Regions from separate parts of the Homo sapiens genome. Here region 1 is linked to region 2. Evidence: read pairs that join two places in POLR2A ChIA-PET (ENCODE). Cell type or tissue: PC-3. All regions are shown on one strand. Each heading gives the region's core, and the rest is flanking DNA. Links, peaks and the distances in the headings are about the cores only.

What was found. Peaks named below come from ENCODE experiments on the same cell type or tissue, not always from the same donor. Only the 100,000 strongest peaks of a DNase experiment are listed, where the experiment ranks them.
Region 1: POLR2A ChIA-PET joins it to region 2 with 23 read pairs; 3 of 35 experiments call an interaction of 5 or more read pairs at or near these places.

What each region holds. Positions count from the first base shown.
Region 1 is chr11:123,278,426-123,286,760 of GRCh38, forward strand. No RefSeq gene overlaps it. Among named protein-coding and RNA genes, the nearest start is that of LINC02727, 32 kb to the right of the region's middle. In PC-3, for the core only: no CTCF peak of the experiment used is centred there; no DNase peak of the experiment used is centred there; H3K27me3 peaks cover 2,863 bases.
Region 2 is chr11:123,457,118-123,465,452 of GRCh38, forward strand. All of the region lies in intron 1 of GRAMD1B (GRAM domain containing 1B), which reads left to right. Among named protein-coding and RNA genes, the nearest start is that of GRAMD1B, 31 kb to the left of the region's middle. In PC-3, for the core only: no CTCF peak of the experiment used is centred there; no DNase peak of the experiment used is centred there; H3K27ac peaks cover 5,339 bases.

The DNA.
Region 1 (8,335 bases), core at 116-8,115, 180 kb before region 2:
TGAGATGGATCCAAAGAGTTTGCTTTCCTCTTGGGAGCAGAGCCCCTCACCTTAATGACCATGTGCTTGTGATCTGATGACAACTGCATTGTTAGACAATGAATCATTTTTTAATGGTTTCTCAGATTTATCTGGGCAAGTTGGCAAGGAAAATGTAGAACTACAGATATTTTTTAAATTAAAAAATTATTTTTATTTTTATTTTGGTAGGGATAGGGTCTTGTTATATTGTCCAGCCTGGTCTCAAACTCCTAGCCTCCAGTGATCCTCTCACCTCAGCCTCCCAAAGTATTGGGATTATAGGCATCAGCCGCTACACCAAGCCAGAACTATAGGGTATAAATTTGATATAAATATAAAAATAGTTCTACTGACATTTAAATTATTCTCAATCTCCTATTAGGCTAGAGAAGGCTGTTGTCAAATTCAGAAAATTTCAAATGAGCATGGAGTCCCATGGCAGTACTTGAAATAATCATAAACCTTCAAATCATAATTTGCTTGAAATGTTTTGGTCAATCCCTCTTACGTAAAGTTTTCCTTGATCCCTGCCTTCACAGAGATCTGTCCTCAGATGCCTTGTCTTAGTAAACTTTTAATTAGTGTGTCTGTTGTTTTCCTAAATGGATTGAAAGGGCAGGAAGCATATATTATACTTATTTTATCTTTCTCCATGTATTTTGTTGAATGAATGAATGAATAATGAATTCAGATTGTGAAATGCCTTAACATTACAGTTGTATAATACTGCTCTGCTAATAGAATAGAAATGCTCCATTTTGATGATTTGGAATTTTCCTTGAGGTCATTGTTCATAAACTTACTAATAAATGTTAGAATCCCAGAAAGCTTACTTAAGAGGGACCTATTGAAGGTAATGGAAAATGCCATCATTCAAGAAGAAGGAAATAGGAACATAAATCTCATTTATTTATTTATTTTATTTTATTTTTATTTTATTTATTTATTTAATTTATTTATTTATTTATTTATTTATTTATTTATTTATTTATTTATTTATCTGAGACCGAGTCTCGCTCTGTCGCCCAGGCTCGGGTGCAGAGGGGTGATCTTGGCTCACTGCAAGCTCTGCCTCCCGGGTTCACAACATTCTTCTGCCTCAGCCTCCCGAGTAGCTGGGACTATAGGCGCCCGCCACCACACCCGGCTAATTTTTTTTTTTTTTTTTGTATTTTTAGTAAAGACGGGATTTCACCATGTTAGCCAGGATGGTCTCGATCTCCTGACCTCATGATCCATCCGCCTTGGTGTCCCAGTGTAGGGAAAAGAAAGAGAGATCAGACTGTTACTGTGTCTATGTAGAAAGGGAAGACATAAGAGACTCCATTTTGAAAAAGGCCTGTACTTTTAAACAATTGCTTTGCTGAGATGTTGTTAATTCGTAGCTTTGTCCCAGCCACTTTGACCCAACCTGGAGCTCACAAAAACATGTGTTGTATGAAATCAAGGTTTAAGAGATCTAGGGCTGTGCAGGACGTGCCTTGTTAACAAAAGCAGTATACTTGGTAAAAATCTTCGCCATTCTCTAGTCTCAATAAACCAGGGGCACGATGCACCGCGGAAATCCGCAGGGACCTCTGCCCTTGAAAACTGGGTATTGTCCAAGGTTTCTCCCCATATGATAGCCTGAAATATGGCCTCGTGGGATGAGAAAGACCTGACCGTCCCCCGGCCCGACACCCATAAAGGGTCTGTGCTGAGGTGGCTTAGTAAAAGAGGAAAGCCTCTTGCAGTTGAGATAAACACAGGCCACTGTCTCCTGCCTGTCCCTGGGAACTGAATGTCTCGGTTTAAAACCCGATTGTACATTTGTTCAATTCTGAGATGAGAGAAAAACCGCCCTGTGGTGGGAGGCGAGACATGTTTGCAGCAATGCTGCCTTGTTATTCTTTACTCCACTGAGGTGTTTGGGTGGAGAGAAACATAAATCTGGCTTACGTGCACGTCCAGTCGTAGTACCTTCCCTCGAACTTCATTATGACATAGATTCTGTTGCTCACATGTTTGTTGCTGACCTTCTCCTTATTATCACCCTGCTCTCCTACTACATTCCTTTTTGCTGAAATAATGAAGATAATAATCAATAAAAACTGAGAGAACTCAGAGACCGGTGCCAGTGCAGGTCCTTGGTATGCTGAGCGCCGTTCCCCTGGGCCCACTATTGTTTCTCTATACTTTGTCTCTGTGTCTTATTTCTTTTCTCAGTCTCTCGTCCCACCCGACTAGAAATACCCACATGTATGGAGGGGCAGGCCGCCCCTTCACCCAAAGTGCTGGGATTACAGGTATGAGCCACCGCGCCTGGCCAAATCTCATTTATTTTTATAATAATCTGTTCATCCATACGTTTTCTCACAGCATCATTTACTCAACCAATATTTACATAGCACCTATTATTATGCCATTGTGCCCTAGCATATAATAGGGTTGCAGAGATGAATGGGACATTAACTGTTAAAGTCTACAATCTCAGCCTTCTAGGAGATCAGACATGATAACAATTGATATGATACAATGAACATAAAAATACAGGTGGCATAAGAAAGATGTAAATATTTTCTCTAAGTGCAGAGGAAGAAAAGTTGACTCCCAACAGTGGGCATTGTGGTAGGGGGATCAGAAAAGCTTTATGAAAGAGCTGGCGTGAGTTAGAATGGCTATTATTAAAAAGTCAGGAAACAACAGATGCTGGCGAGGCTGTGGAGAAATAGGAACACTTTTACACTGTTGGTGGGAGTGTAAGTTAGTTCAACCATTGTTGAAGACTTCCTCAAGGATCTAGAACCAGAAATACCATTTGACCAGCAATCCCATTACTGGGTATATATCCAAAAGATTATAAATCATTCTACTATACAGACACATGCACATGTATGTTTACTGCAGCACTATTTACAATAGCAAAGACTTGGAACCAACCCAAATGCCCATCAATGATAGACTGGATAAAGAAAATGTGGCACGTATACACAATGGAATACTATACAGCCATAAAAAAGAATGAGTTCATGTCCTTTGCAGGGACATGGATGAAGCTGGAAGGCATCATTCTCAGAAAACTAACACAGGAACAGAAAACCAAACACAGCATCTTCTCACTCATAAGTGGGAGTTGAACCATGAGAACACATGGACACAGGGAGGGGAACATTAAACATCAGGGCCTGTCGGGGGGTAGGGGACAAGGGGAGGGAGAGCATTAGGACAAACACCTGATGCATGCAGGGCTTAAAACCTAGATGACGGGCTGATAGGGGCAGCAAACCACCACGGTACGTGTATACCTATATAACAAACCTGCACATTCTCCACATGTATCCCAAAACTTAAAGTTAAAAAAAGAAAGAAAAAAAAAGAAAGAGCTGGCATGGAAGAGGGCTTCTAGGCTGACACGTGGGTGAGCAGTACGTGGTAAGGGCTCCAGCCAAAGGAACGTTGTTCTCTAACAAAGCTCTAGCCAAAGTCCATGGGCTGAGACTGGAGTACGGTAGGTTTCCTGTTCCCTGAAGAAAACCTGAACATTGTGAAAAGACAAAGGGGCAGTAAATGCCACTGTGTGAGCAAAACTACACATGCCCTCTGCAGTGACATTTGAAAGGTGTCTTAAGAGGTCAGAACTATTGTGAATAACAAGAAGAACAACAACAAAAAAACCCAAACACAAAACAGTAAGAGACCTTTATAAGTCTAGCGCATTTTCCAATCTAAAGAATCTGAATGGCCCCAGGGATAGTCCCTGTGTTTATATCACTCAGCGCATCCTTACCAAGGGCCTCCAGCTGGGCAGGCACCATTGTAGAGGCTGCCCTACCGAGAGCAGGCACAGAGACCACCACAACCACACTGCTACCACCCCAGCAAGGCAAGGACAATCGACTTCATGAAGCTCGCTTTTGGCTTCTAGGATAGAGTTGGGGTCTTGGCAGAGAAGACAGACAGATGGTCAAGACAGAGAAGAATGTAGGGGCATAAAGAAGAGAAATAGAGAAAAGAATAGAGAAGGGAAGGACTTCCAGACATTCATCCATGTCGGACTTACTCCAGTTTGTCGAAAAGTAAACCACCAAGAAAAGGTCAGGAATCTTTAACAGAGGACTCGGGAGGCTACACAGGTTTCTGACTGTCTAATGGCAAGATGGCTTATTTTTTAGAATTGACACCTAAATCCTTTCCCAAATGTTGCAGGTAGACCGAGGAGACTCCACGTGAAAAGCACTAAGAGAGGATTCAGAGGAGTGTGGATGTCTGTGCAGAGTCTTGAAGAATGAGTTGAGGGCACGGGCTCATTCCAGGAAGCAAAGCTTCATAGCATGAGCAGTAATTGTGATTTAGTGATATGGTTCAAAGATTCTCTACAACAAATAACCCCATGCGGGAAAAAGCCTCATCTCCCAGCAACAACCAACCTTTGCAACTTAAGGGCAGTGCAGAGCCAAGCTGTAGCAGCACTATTTCATAATTCTTCCCCTTACTAGTAAGTAACGTTTATTTATCGCTCCCTCTCTCTTCAAACATTGTAGTCTTTCCCTTCCTGCCTGCAAATCTACAACTCCCCCTCCAAGGGAAGAATGGTGCTGTGGGATGGAGGAAAGAACTTCGGTTTTAAAATCAGACCGAAGTGTGTTTGCTGCTGGCCTTGCCTCCTATTCACTTGTAATCTTTCTCCCCAACCCCCCCCCCCCCACAAAAATGGAGTCTTGCTCTGTTGCCCAGGCTGGAGAGCTATGGCGTGATCTCGGCTCACCACAACCTCCAGCTCCTGGGTTCAAGCAATTCTCCTGCCCCAGACTCCCAAGTAGCTGGGATTACAGGCTTGCACCACCACGCCTGGCTAATTTTTGTATTTTTAGTAGAGACAGGGTTTCAGCATGTTGGCCAGGCTGGTCTCAAACTCCTGAACTTGTGATCCGCCCACCTTGGCGTCCCAAAATGCTGGGATTATAGATGTGAACCACCGTGCCTGGCCTTCACTTGTAATCTTAAGCAAGCTATTTCACTTCTGTGGGTCTCCGTTTTCTTACCTGTGAATTGGGACTAATACAACTCCTTGGATTGCTGTAATAATAAAATGAGGTGGCGCATGAAAAAAAACAGCTCTTAAAAAAGGCATGCAATACATGTTAGTTTCTGAAGAGGATCAGGATATGCCACCCCCAAATATGCCACTTTTGGAGGGTTATTTTGAGCCAAAGGCAATTGAGGATCAACAGATGTAGCAAGAGTTTCCTGCCCTTCACTTATCCATCTAAAAGCAGGGCGTAAATTTATCTTTGAGAAGGTGGCATAAATTTCCCTAATGATGGTGTCCCCTTCTCCTGGCACCAGGAAGAGGAGAGTGACTCTTATCAGAGAGATGGAGAGTCGGCACTGAGAGAAGTCTGCATACAAAAACTTTACTAAAATAACTCTAATCTTCCATTAGTTCTCCCACATATTCTTAGTCACTTACTCCTGCTTTCACATCCCTTGAAACTCAAACTTCCTTTTCTTCGTTTAAAATGGTATGTAAGCCCCAGAATCTAACCACTCTTTCCCTCCCTCCCGCTTTCCTTTCTTTCTCTCTCTCCCTCTTTCTTTCCTTCTTTCTTTCTTTCTCTTTCTTTCTTTCTTTCTCTTTCTTTCTTTCCTTCCTTCCTTCCTTCTTACTTACTTTCTTTCTTTATCTTTCTCTCTCTCTTTCTCCTTCCTTCCTTCCTTCCTTCCTTCCTTCCTTCCTTCCTTCCTTCCTTCCTTCCTTCCTTCTCTCTCTCTCTCTTTCCTTTCCTCCTGGACTTGAACTCCTGGATTCAAGAGATCCTTCCACTTCAACCTACAAAGTAGCTGGGACTACAGGCACAAGCCATAGCGCCTGGCTTCTAACTACTTCTTTGAGCTTCATTTCTTTTCTAGTAACTCCCATTCATGTAAATATTAGTAAACATTGCGTGCTTTTTCTCCTGTTAATCTGTTGTTCAATTTGCAGGCCTCTAGTTACTGAACATAAGGGTAGAGGAAAAGTTTTTTCTCCCTGATGTTTCCATCCCTCCCACATTCCTGAAAAGAAATAAAAAGCAACCTGGGGCAAAAGGGAGCTATCTTTTGCAGTCTATCACAGAGAGATGCATCACAGTTACAGTTATTCTCCAGTGTCTTGGGGCTGGGGATGTTTCCTGATTGTGAAGGAAGGTTAAAAAAAAAAAAAAAAAGCCTGGAGCTCATTAGAGTAGGTTATCTTCTACACACACACAGAGGAAATACAGAGGAAATACAGGCATGACCCACTTCGAGCAATCCTACTAATGCAAGACTGAAATTTGCCAGAAACAAATTAACCAGCCATTAGTTTATCTTTTTAGCATTTCCTCACTTTTCTAAAAAGGATTAACAGGAATAGAAAGGCAACTCTTTGTCAGTATTTATACGTAGGTACTGAAGTTGAATGGTGACAGACACTTGGGGCTGAAGTAGAATTAAACTTCAATTAGAAATGAAGATGAGGCCGGGCGCGGTGGCTCACGCCTGTAATCCCAGCACTTTGGGAGGCCGAGGCGGGCGGATCACGAGGTCAGGAGATCGAGACCATCCCGGCTAAAACGGTGAAACCCCGTCTCTACTAAAAATACAAAAAATTAGCCGGGCGTAGTGGCGGGCGCCTGTAGTCCCAGCTACTTGGGAGGCTGAGGCAGGAGAATGGCGTGAACCCGGGAGGCGGAGCTTGCAGTGAGCCGAGATCCCGCCACTGCACTCCAGCCTGGGCGACAGAGCGAGACTCCGTCTCAAAAAAAAAAAAAGAAATGAAGATGAAACTGCTCTGAAATGATCAGTTGTCATTGGACTCCCAATCTGAAGTGTGAAAAATGCCATTCTGTTTACAGACATTGAATCAGCTTGCCTGCCTCCAACCCTACACACTCCTGCCGATCCCTCTTCCTCCCATGCCACCCTCTTCCTCTCCAGCTGAAAAATGCTCTTTTCAGATGGGATGTACTCCCCTCTCTCATCACAGCTAATCTAACAATATGGCAAATTACCAGTTTCCCAATTTAGCTCACACCACTCCTGCCAAAAACCTTCCTTCCTTTTCTCCATTTATCTATCATCAAAACCCTGGGTTCAACTTGCTCTTCCAGCCTCTGAATGGTATTTCCAGCAGGTGGTATCCCAAGTGAACTCCTTACTCAAATCCTTTAGAAGTGATTTCTTTCATGTTTGGGTTTGTACCTGATTTCCCCAACTAAATAATCAATTTCTAAAATTTAGAAATTTTGTCTATTATGGGCATGCACTTGCATCTTCAGTGAATTGCACGTTGTGTGTATAAAAGCATATTGTTGGCCAGGAGCAGAGGCTTATGCCTGTTATTTCAGCACTTTGGGAGGCCAAGGTGGAAGGACTGCTTGAGGCCAGGAGTTTGAGACCAGCCCTTGCAACACAGTGAGACCGCGTCTCTACAAAAACTAGAAAAATTAGCTGGGTGTGGCGGTGCACACCTGTAGTCCAGGTTCTTGGGAGGATCGCTTGAGCCCAGGAAGTTGAGGCTGCAGTGAGCTATGATAACACCACTGCACTCCAGCCTGGGTGACAGAGCGAGACCATGTTTCAGAGAAAAAAAAAAAAACTGTATCATTGATAATAAAAAGTAGATTTATGTGCAACTTTATAAGGATTTCATCTATTGTAAAAATAAAGGCTCATATGCACTGACATTTAATTCACCTGAAAACAGAAGAGAAAGGCCAGGATAAGAATATAATTGTGATGAAAATTTGAAGCTAAGAATCTGATCAGTGAGCAGGGGTTTTTTGAGGATCTATTACTACCATGTGCTTGTCAGTATTCTTTACCAGTAGCATAATATGTAGCGACCTCATAGCAACACTGCTTTAAATATAATCTTTTTCTGCAAAGGCTATACTTCCAGCCAGGGTGCTTGGCAAGATGTTTGCTGCCTGCTTTGCTGGCTAACCTAGGAACGAATTCTCTCTCTAACCTGAGTACCCTTCATTCCGTATCTTAGATTTTGGCTGACATCAGCATTATCTTTCTTGTCATCCTGATAGGGATGGGGAGAATTACATTTTTCTCTCTTTTGCAAGAAGAGTTGTTTCGTGTTTGGCATACCTGCTGAAAAATTTTGGCTTATTATTATCCCCTCTGCTTGCCACCCCCTCCTTTTCTAGTTTAGATATTTTTTAATCCCCGCAAGCTCAGCATTAAATCCAATATCCTGACAGCAGTAGGTCAGAGCTATAGCTGCTTTAAATGGGCTACCACGGCACAACCTCATAAGTACAGAACTAAGGTACACATGGGAAACTCAGAATAATACAAAATA
Region 2 (8,335 bases), core at 221-8,220:
AAAGAAAGAAAGAAAGAAAGAATTAGAACAGTTTATCCCTCGAATCCCTTCCTGCTGTGAAGTATCGGCTCATGATTTTATTAATAAAATTAGAGATTGTTATAAAATGATAACCTGGAAAGAGAGTAACAGTTAAAGGACACACTTATCAAATGAGCATACAGGAAGTGAACCAGGAAGCCACATTTCTGTGTCTCTGTTAGCTGCCTCTAAACCACGTTTGTTCTTAGACTGCTATTCTTTCCCCACTGTCCAGCCAGCGTCAGCCTACCCTCGTGGTTTAGTTCACGTGTTTTAGAATAGCCAGCAACTCCCTTCTTTCTCAATCTTTGTGTCTTCCACTTAGCCTTCAAACAGGCTTAATGGAAGATTTCTTAGCTTAGCGTCATGGGACTTTTAAGGCTAGACAGGGCCTATGTGATTGTCTAGCACACTCTGTTCATTTTACAGATAAGCAAACTGAAGTTCAGAACAATGGGGCAACTTGCTCTGTGTTCTACGGAGTCCATGACAGAGTCAGTGCTGGACCCAGCCTTATGAGCCTGGCTCTGGTGCTATTGCTCCACTGTGCTCCGTGCTCTATTTTCCACATATTTTATTTTATGTATTTGTTTTTTGAGATGGGGTCTCACTCTATCGCCTGGGCTGGAGTGCGCTGGTGCAATCACGCTTACTGCAGCCACGACCTCCTGGGCTCAAGTGATCCTCCTACCTCAGCTTCTGAGTAGCTGAGACTACAGGCATGCACCACCGCACCTGGCTAATTTCTCCACTTTTTTGTAGAGACAGGGTCCTGCTATGTTATCCAAGGTGGTCTTGAACTCCTGGGCTCAAGGAATCCTCCTGCCTCGGCCTCCCAAAATGTTGGGATTACAGGCGTAAGCCACCATGCCTGGCTGCCACATATTTTAAATAGATGAGTACCACTTTATGCATGACTCCACGATAAGTGCGTATGTATGCTACACAGAACCTAGTTGGAGTTCTGAGAGAGAGAGAGAGGAGAGGGGAGGGGATTAGGGGAATTGGCTTACATGATTATGGAGGCTGAGAAGTCCCACAACACACCGGAGACCCTGGGATGCTGGTAGCGTGGCTCAGTCCAAGTCTGCAGGCCTCAGAACCAGAGAAGCTGATGTTGTAACTCTCGGTTTGAGGCCAAAGGCCTAGAACTCAGAGAGCCACTGAGGGACAGAGAGAGGAAGAATATAATCCAACTCTGGCAGTTCCATTCACATATTCACCTTTTCTCAGTTTTTGTTTTCCAGGCCCCCAGCAGAATGGATGGTGCCCACTCACAATGAGGGCGGATCTTCCGCACCTAGTCCACTCAGACTCACATGCTGATCTCTTCTGGCAACATCTTCACAGACACGCCCAAAAATAATGCTTTACCGGGTTCCTAGGTAGTCTTTAATCCAGTCAAACTGACACCTAAAATTAACCATCACAATTACCTTCTCACTAAAATCAATCTGAGAAGAAAATGGTCATAAAGAATTTGATGCAAATCCCTTTTTTGATTTATAGGATGAACAGTATCCTAGATAAGGAAACAGTGAAAGGCTGTTTTGTTTTTTTTTTTTTTTCCCCTCCTCTTCATACTCCCCAATGTGAGTAATGGGCAAAAAATTCCAGGAGAATGGGAGCATTCTGAGTGATAAGAACAAGTATCTCTCAACATGTAGAGTGTGTATACGGGTGGGTTATTTTCAAATTTCAAGTCTGCAAATGGGTAGTTCCAGGTATGGCTTGGTGATTGAAGTGGAGGTTCTTTTGGGGCTAGTCCTTTGTGCTCCTGTAATTTCCCCCCAACTCTGAGTCTGAGCTCAGTGAGAACAATCACTTTAATGCTTAATGCACACCGTAATACACAGCGGAGTTAACAGAATATTCAGACAATCACAGACACAATGGCCTTCCTAGCCATGAGTTTGGAAAAGTGTTTCTAGGAGCTTGTTGTAGCAGAGGCTGTGTAGATGACAAAGAACATGCACTGCATTGTAGATGGGTTATAGTTATGGTGACCAGCCCTTGGAGTTAGGGCAGATTGGGGTATTTGATTGCAAAGAAATAAGACACTTCTATATATTTTTTTTTAATTTGCTGATCATGGGAAAATCTTCATGAACCCTTATCTTCTTTTTTTTTTTTTGAGATGGAGTTTTGCTTTTGTCACCCAGGCGAGAGTGCAGTGGCATGATCTGGGCTCACTGCAACCTCCATCTCCTGGGTTCAAGCAATTCTCCTGCCTCAGCCTCCAGAGTAGCTGGGATTACAGGTGTGAGCCACCATACCTGGCTAATTTTCTATTTTTAATAGAGGTGGGGTTTTGCCATGTTGTCTAGGCTGGTCTCCAACTCCCGACTTCAGATGATCCACCCACCTCGGCCTCCCAAATTGTTGAGATTACAGGCATGCACCACTGTGGTCGGCCATATTCATGATTTAAAGGAATTGAAGATAAAAGAATTGAGTTTGATAAAAAAGAGAGAGAAGAATATTATTTTCTTCAAATACTGACTTTTAAGTGAGATAGTGTGCAAAAAATCCATATACTAGGTACTCAAATACCTGTTAGTTGACCCTTCCCCTATGATGTGAACTGGTTATTCACAACTATCTTTATACTTTAAGTCCTGTTCCTAAACACACACTGAGGTTCTGGAGGGCAGGGCTGGGTCTTAGGTAAATTTGTTCTGCTACCTTCTCACTGGACACCTGGCTCACCCAAAGCTTGCCTCTCATCTGTTTTCTGTGTACAGATTGCCATTCAAAAAGTGTTTTCTGAGTGAATGAATTATTTACTTTATGGAGCATCAACATCCTTTTTATGTTCTTGTCCATTTTTATGTCCTTGTCCTCACCCTTGTCCCTTCAAGTTCAGTGGGTCCCAGAACTGAACTTGAAGAGAGTTAATTGGATATAGGCCAGGAGTGTGATTGGACATACGTGTGTGTGTGTTTCATTAAAATTCTCAAACTAAAAATAAATGGTTTGTGGATTAGTCAACTTCTGTTTTCTTCTGCTCGATATCCTGAATTATCCAGTACCTGTTGCCTCCATGCTACTGAAAAGTGACCATGTGTGGTATGACAAGCTTATCAGAAGGCTGTCAAAGTGCTTGGCAGAGAAGACATGGAGTTTAATCCTGAGTGGAAAATGGCATTGTGGAAACAGATGAATTATAGTAGATGAATATAGTAGAAAATATAGTAGATGAATTAAAGTACATGAATTATCTACTTTGTGGACCATCAAAATCCTTTTTATGTTCTTGTCCAAGTTCAGTGGGTTCCGGGACTGAACTTGAAGAGGGTTAATTGGATATAGGCCAGGAGCGTGATTGGGCAGATTTGTGGCAATTACACCTAGACACCGTGACTCCAGCCCCAGTCAATGCGGGGATTTCTCCCCAGGCCCCCCAGGGCACTCTGTGAGTGTTAATGACCAGAGTTTTTGGTTAGGACTGTTTTTATGTCTTCCAATTGGAAAAAACAAGATAATGCTTTTACCATAAGCCAGTTTTTCCCGGGGCTAAGGGCAAATGAAATTGGATGGTGGTTGGGTCAGCAGGATTTGGGGGGCGGACAGGAGTGGGGCAGGGAAGGGGAGGCAGGAAGCTGAAAGGATTCTTTCTGGAAAACAGCACAGCTTGCGGGCTGCTTGTCCTTGAGCTCCGAGGTCACTAGAGCGGTTGGTCTTTGATAGGGTTTCTGCATGAATCCCCTGCTCCTACGTTTCCTTTGTCCCTTTAGGACCCAAGAATCCATCTGCCTTCCCAGGTGCATCAGCTTCTCCTTTCCTTGGGCGCCTCTTTCCTGGGCCGTCCAGGAAGAACACAAGGCTCTCTGTGTCTTTCCCACCTCGTGACCTTTTGGAATTCACATATTTTTGGCTTTTTAAGAGGTTTGGCTTGTGTTGACTAGAGGGAAACAGGTGATAGCAAAATTAATAGCCAGTTGGGAAGCCATAGTCATAAAAAATGTCTTAAAAACATATTGAGTCTTAATTGAGTTTGGTCTTCAATCAGATGTGAATGGACCAGTGCTCCTGTTGCCTGGGCTGCTTCTAAAATGTTCTTGTCAGTTCAGTCGTCTTTCTGGGGAATCAGCTGCCCCGACTGACTCCAGGTTGGCTCCTAAATCAAGCTATGTTGACTTCAGCTGGCAGAAAAGCCAAGCTGGCACTGCTACCAGGACTGTTTCCTAAGAGTCCCCCAGGGCACCAGCATTTCTGTCTGCAGCTGGCCGAGCCCTTGTGATTCCTGTCCTTGTGGCTAAATGAGGTGGTGCTGGCCTCTCTGGTTCCCAAAGACTCCCCCTTGGGCTGCAGGCCAAACGTCACTGGCCTCCTAGAAGTCTCTCCAGCCCTGGCTCTAGCTCTGGGAAGTCCTGGCCTATGCCTTGGCACACTGCTCTGTCTTTTTTGGATTGTCTATGGTTTCTTCCCCAGCTGGTTGTTGAGACAGCTCTACTTTTTGTTGTTGTTGTTGTTTTGTTTTGAGACAGAGTTTCGTTCTTGTTGCCCAGGCTGCAGTGCAATGGCGTGATCTCGGCTCACTGCAACCTCTGCCTCCTGGGTTCAAGTGATTCTTCTGCCTTAGCCTCCCGAGTAGCTGGGATTACAGGTGTCCACCACCACACTCGGCTAATTTTTGTATTTTTAGTAGAGACGGGGGTTTCACCATGTTGGCCAGGCTGGTCTCAAACTCCTGACCTCATGCGATACCCCCGCCTCAGCCTCCCAAAGTGCTGGGATTACAGGCATGAGCCACTGCGCCCGGCCAAGATAGCTCTACTTTCAAGTGCAGGTTTTTTTTTTTTCTGGTATGGTCATTTGTTTATTTCTTTTTTTTTTTTTTTTTGAAATGGGATCTTGCTCTGTCGCCCAGGCTGGAGTGCAGTGGCACGGTCTTGGCTCACTGCAAGGTCCACCTCCTGGGTTCACGCCATTCTCCTGCCTCAGCCTCCCGAGTAGCTGGGACCACAGGCGCCCGCCACCATGCCTGGCCAATTTTTCTGTATTTTTAGTAGAGATGAGGTTTCACCATGTTAGCCAGGATGGTCTCGATCTCCTGACCTCGTGATCTGCCCGCCTTGGCCTCCCAAAGTGCTGGGATTACAGGTGTGAGCCACCGTGCCGGGCCAGTCATTTGTTTATTTCTATGGTTTCACCTGTGGCTTTGTGACCTCAGTGGCAGGTGCCATCCCCTGACAAACTGCCTCAAACTGGGCAGAGCAGACTCGTTACTTCTTGTTTCAAGGTTTTCACTTGCCTTGGACTTCCCAGATGCTCTTGCTTTCTAGCTGAGGGCTGCCACCTGCAAAGCAGAGACGGCTGACACTTGTGGCAGAGTGAACATTCAAGCTCAGCTCAGCCCCTGAGTCCCAGCCCAAGCTCAGAGTCCCTTCAGTCTCATCAGTGAGGTTATCCCTGCCACCCACCCCTTCTCCAAGTGAATGCTACGCTCCAGCACTGGAGTGTGCTTAAGGTGAAAGAATAAAGAATTCAGGGACAAAAAACCTTAAACTGAAATCCCTGTTTCTCAGATGCTTGAAGGCAGCATGCTCGTTAAGAGTCATCACCAATCCCTAATCTCAAGTAATCAGGGACACAAACACTGCGGAAGGCCGCAGGGTCCTCTGCCTAGGAAAACCAGAGACCTTTGTTCACTTGTTTATCTGCTGACCTTCCCTCCACTATTGTCCCATGACCCTGCCAAATCCCCCTCTGTGAGAAACACCCAAGAATTATCAATAAAAAAATAAATTAAAAAAAAAAAAAAAAAAAAAGAAATCCCTGTTTCTTAGCTTACCAGCACAGTTTGCTCATAGACGTGCCATGTATCCCTGTGAAGTCTTATTTTCTTCATCTTTATTATTTATTTATATTTATTTATTTATTTTAAGATGGAGTCTCACTTTGTCACCCAGGCTGGAGTGCGATGGCGCGATCTCGGCTCACCGCAACCCCTGCCTCCTAGGTTCAAGTGATTCTCATGCCTCAGCCTCCCGAGTAGCTGGAACTACAGGCATGGGCCACCACCACGCCTGACTAATTTTTTATATTTTCAGTAGAGTCGGGGTTTCACCACGTTGGCCAGGCTGGTCTCCAACTCCTGGCCCCAAGTGATCCACCCGCCTTGGCTTCCCAAATTGCTGGGATTACAGGCATGAGCCACCGTGCCCAGCCTATTTTCTTCATCTTTAAAATGGGGATCAGAGTGTATACACTTCTTATTTACCTGATGAGGGTAAAAAGTTGGAAGCATATACATGGGAGCACTTTGTAGATGGGGAAGAAGTGTTTTAATGGGAAGGTTTATTCCTAGTATTAAATACAACATATTAGTATGCAGTATCTTGAATGAATTGAAAAAAGCAGCCAGAGTTTGCACTAAAGGAGGTGTTCTCTGATGTAGCCAACAGGTTCTCTCCACCACACGGGCAGAGCTACCGTCTCACTGGTAATAACTGTGCCAACTTGGATTTGTCATTAGTCCTATGGCTCAAAGGAGACAGAGCTCTGGGTCAGCAGAGAAAAAAGTCAATGAGTTAATATTTGAATGCACCAAGGGAAGGGACAGGCCTCTGTGTGACACAGCGCCCAATAGGCCAGGGTGGAAGATATGGATCATATAGAAGGGAAATGAAGAGAAAGTGGAGAGCACAACATGCACGAAGTTGCAGGAATGAATGTGCATGGGAGATTTGGGGAGCACGAGCCCCAGAAAGGAAAACTGTGTAAAGGCCTCAGGAAGAGCTTTCTGCTGGGGAAGTCAGTTTCATGTAGTAAGGCCTTGTGTGGCAGGCAGAAAACTTTGGACTGTATTCTATGACATTATAGGAAGACTTCAAGAGACTGTAACTTGGGAAGAGACTTGACTAGAGCTGTTTTAGAAGATAACAGGGGTGGGCCATGCCTGTAATCCCAGCACTTTGGGAGGCCAAGGTGGGAGGGTCGCTTGAGCCGAGGAGCTCAAGACCAGCCTGGGCAACAAAGGGAGACCCCATTTCTAAAAAAAAAAAAAAAATTTAGCTGGGTGTGGTGGTGCACACCTGTGGTCCCAGCTACTCGGCAGGCTGGGGTGGAAGGATTGCTTGAGCCTGGGAGTTGAAGACTGCAGTGAGCCATGTTCATGCCACTGCACCCCAGCCTGGGAGACAGAGCTAGCAAGACTTGGCCTCTAAAATAGTAATAATGATAATAATAATAATAACATCTAGGCACATTAGCATGCTGGGGCCAGCTGGCATCCACTTGTAGACGCCGATTGTGCATATCATTTCCCAATGCCAATTTCACCGATAGCAGAAATCAATCATGGTGGGAGTATACATGGCAGAAATTGGCAAATAATATAAATCAGCCCCCTCCACCAATCTAGTTGTTAAACATTTGTCAGCACAGATAAAGGACCGTTTCAATAGAGTGGGATGTCAGTAGTTTTCAAACCTGAGATGCCTGTTAAAACTCCTTCAGGCTCCAACCCAGGCCCCCTGAATCAGAATCCAGGATCAATGAGGGAATGGGAACCTTTTTCTTTTCTTAAAAAGTTTCCAGGTGATTCTTATGCAGCCAAGGTGGTACTGATATTTGGACTAGAGCAAGGATAATAGGAATAGAGAGGAGAGGATGGATATAAAAGATGTTTCAAAGGTGGGAGCTAATATAACTCAGTGATAGATCGAAGGTAGGGAGTGGAGGAGAGAGAACTGCTGGAACTATTTCTGTGTTTCCTTGTTTGTACAGCTAAGTGGAGGGATGGTGATGCAGGTGACTGAGCTAAGGAAGGCAGATGGAAGTTGTTGGGGAGAAGTGAGGGTGTGGGAGGCGGGAAGGGGTAGTTTTGGACAGGCTGTGCGATGAGCCTAGGGAGGTAGGGTTTTGGTGACATCCTGTAAACAGCTGGATATGGGGGACCGGAGCTTGGTGGAACACTAGGAGTTTTAGATACAGGTTTGGGAGTGAACATGTGGCTTTTTGTCCGAGCCATGGATATGGATGGCATTGCTGGAGGAGAATGTGTCATGTGAGAAGAGAAAGAGACTCTGGATGGAACTCTAGGGGCAACTTTTCAGAGGTTGGTAGGGGAAGAGAAGCCAAGTAGAGATCAAGCAAAGAGCGGTATGTATGTTGAAAGCCCAAGTCGATGGCTCCTTAGAGAGAGGAGTTCCTTTAGGTGTTTTCGCATTTCCAGAAGCCTAACAGAAACCACACGTACATTTTTCTGTAACAAGACAACCTAAAACATTCCTTTGTTTGGCTTGAATTCTATCAATCCAGTGTGGTAAGACATGTCCTTGGAGGCTGACCTGAAGCTCTGAATGGT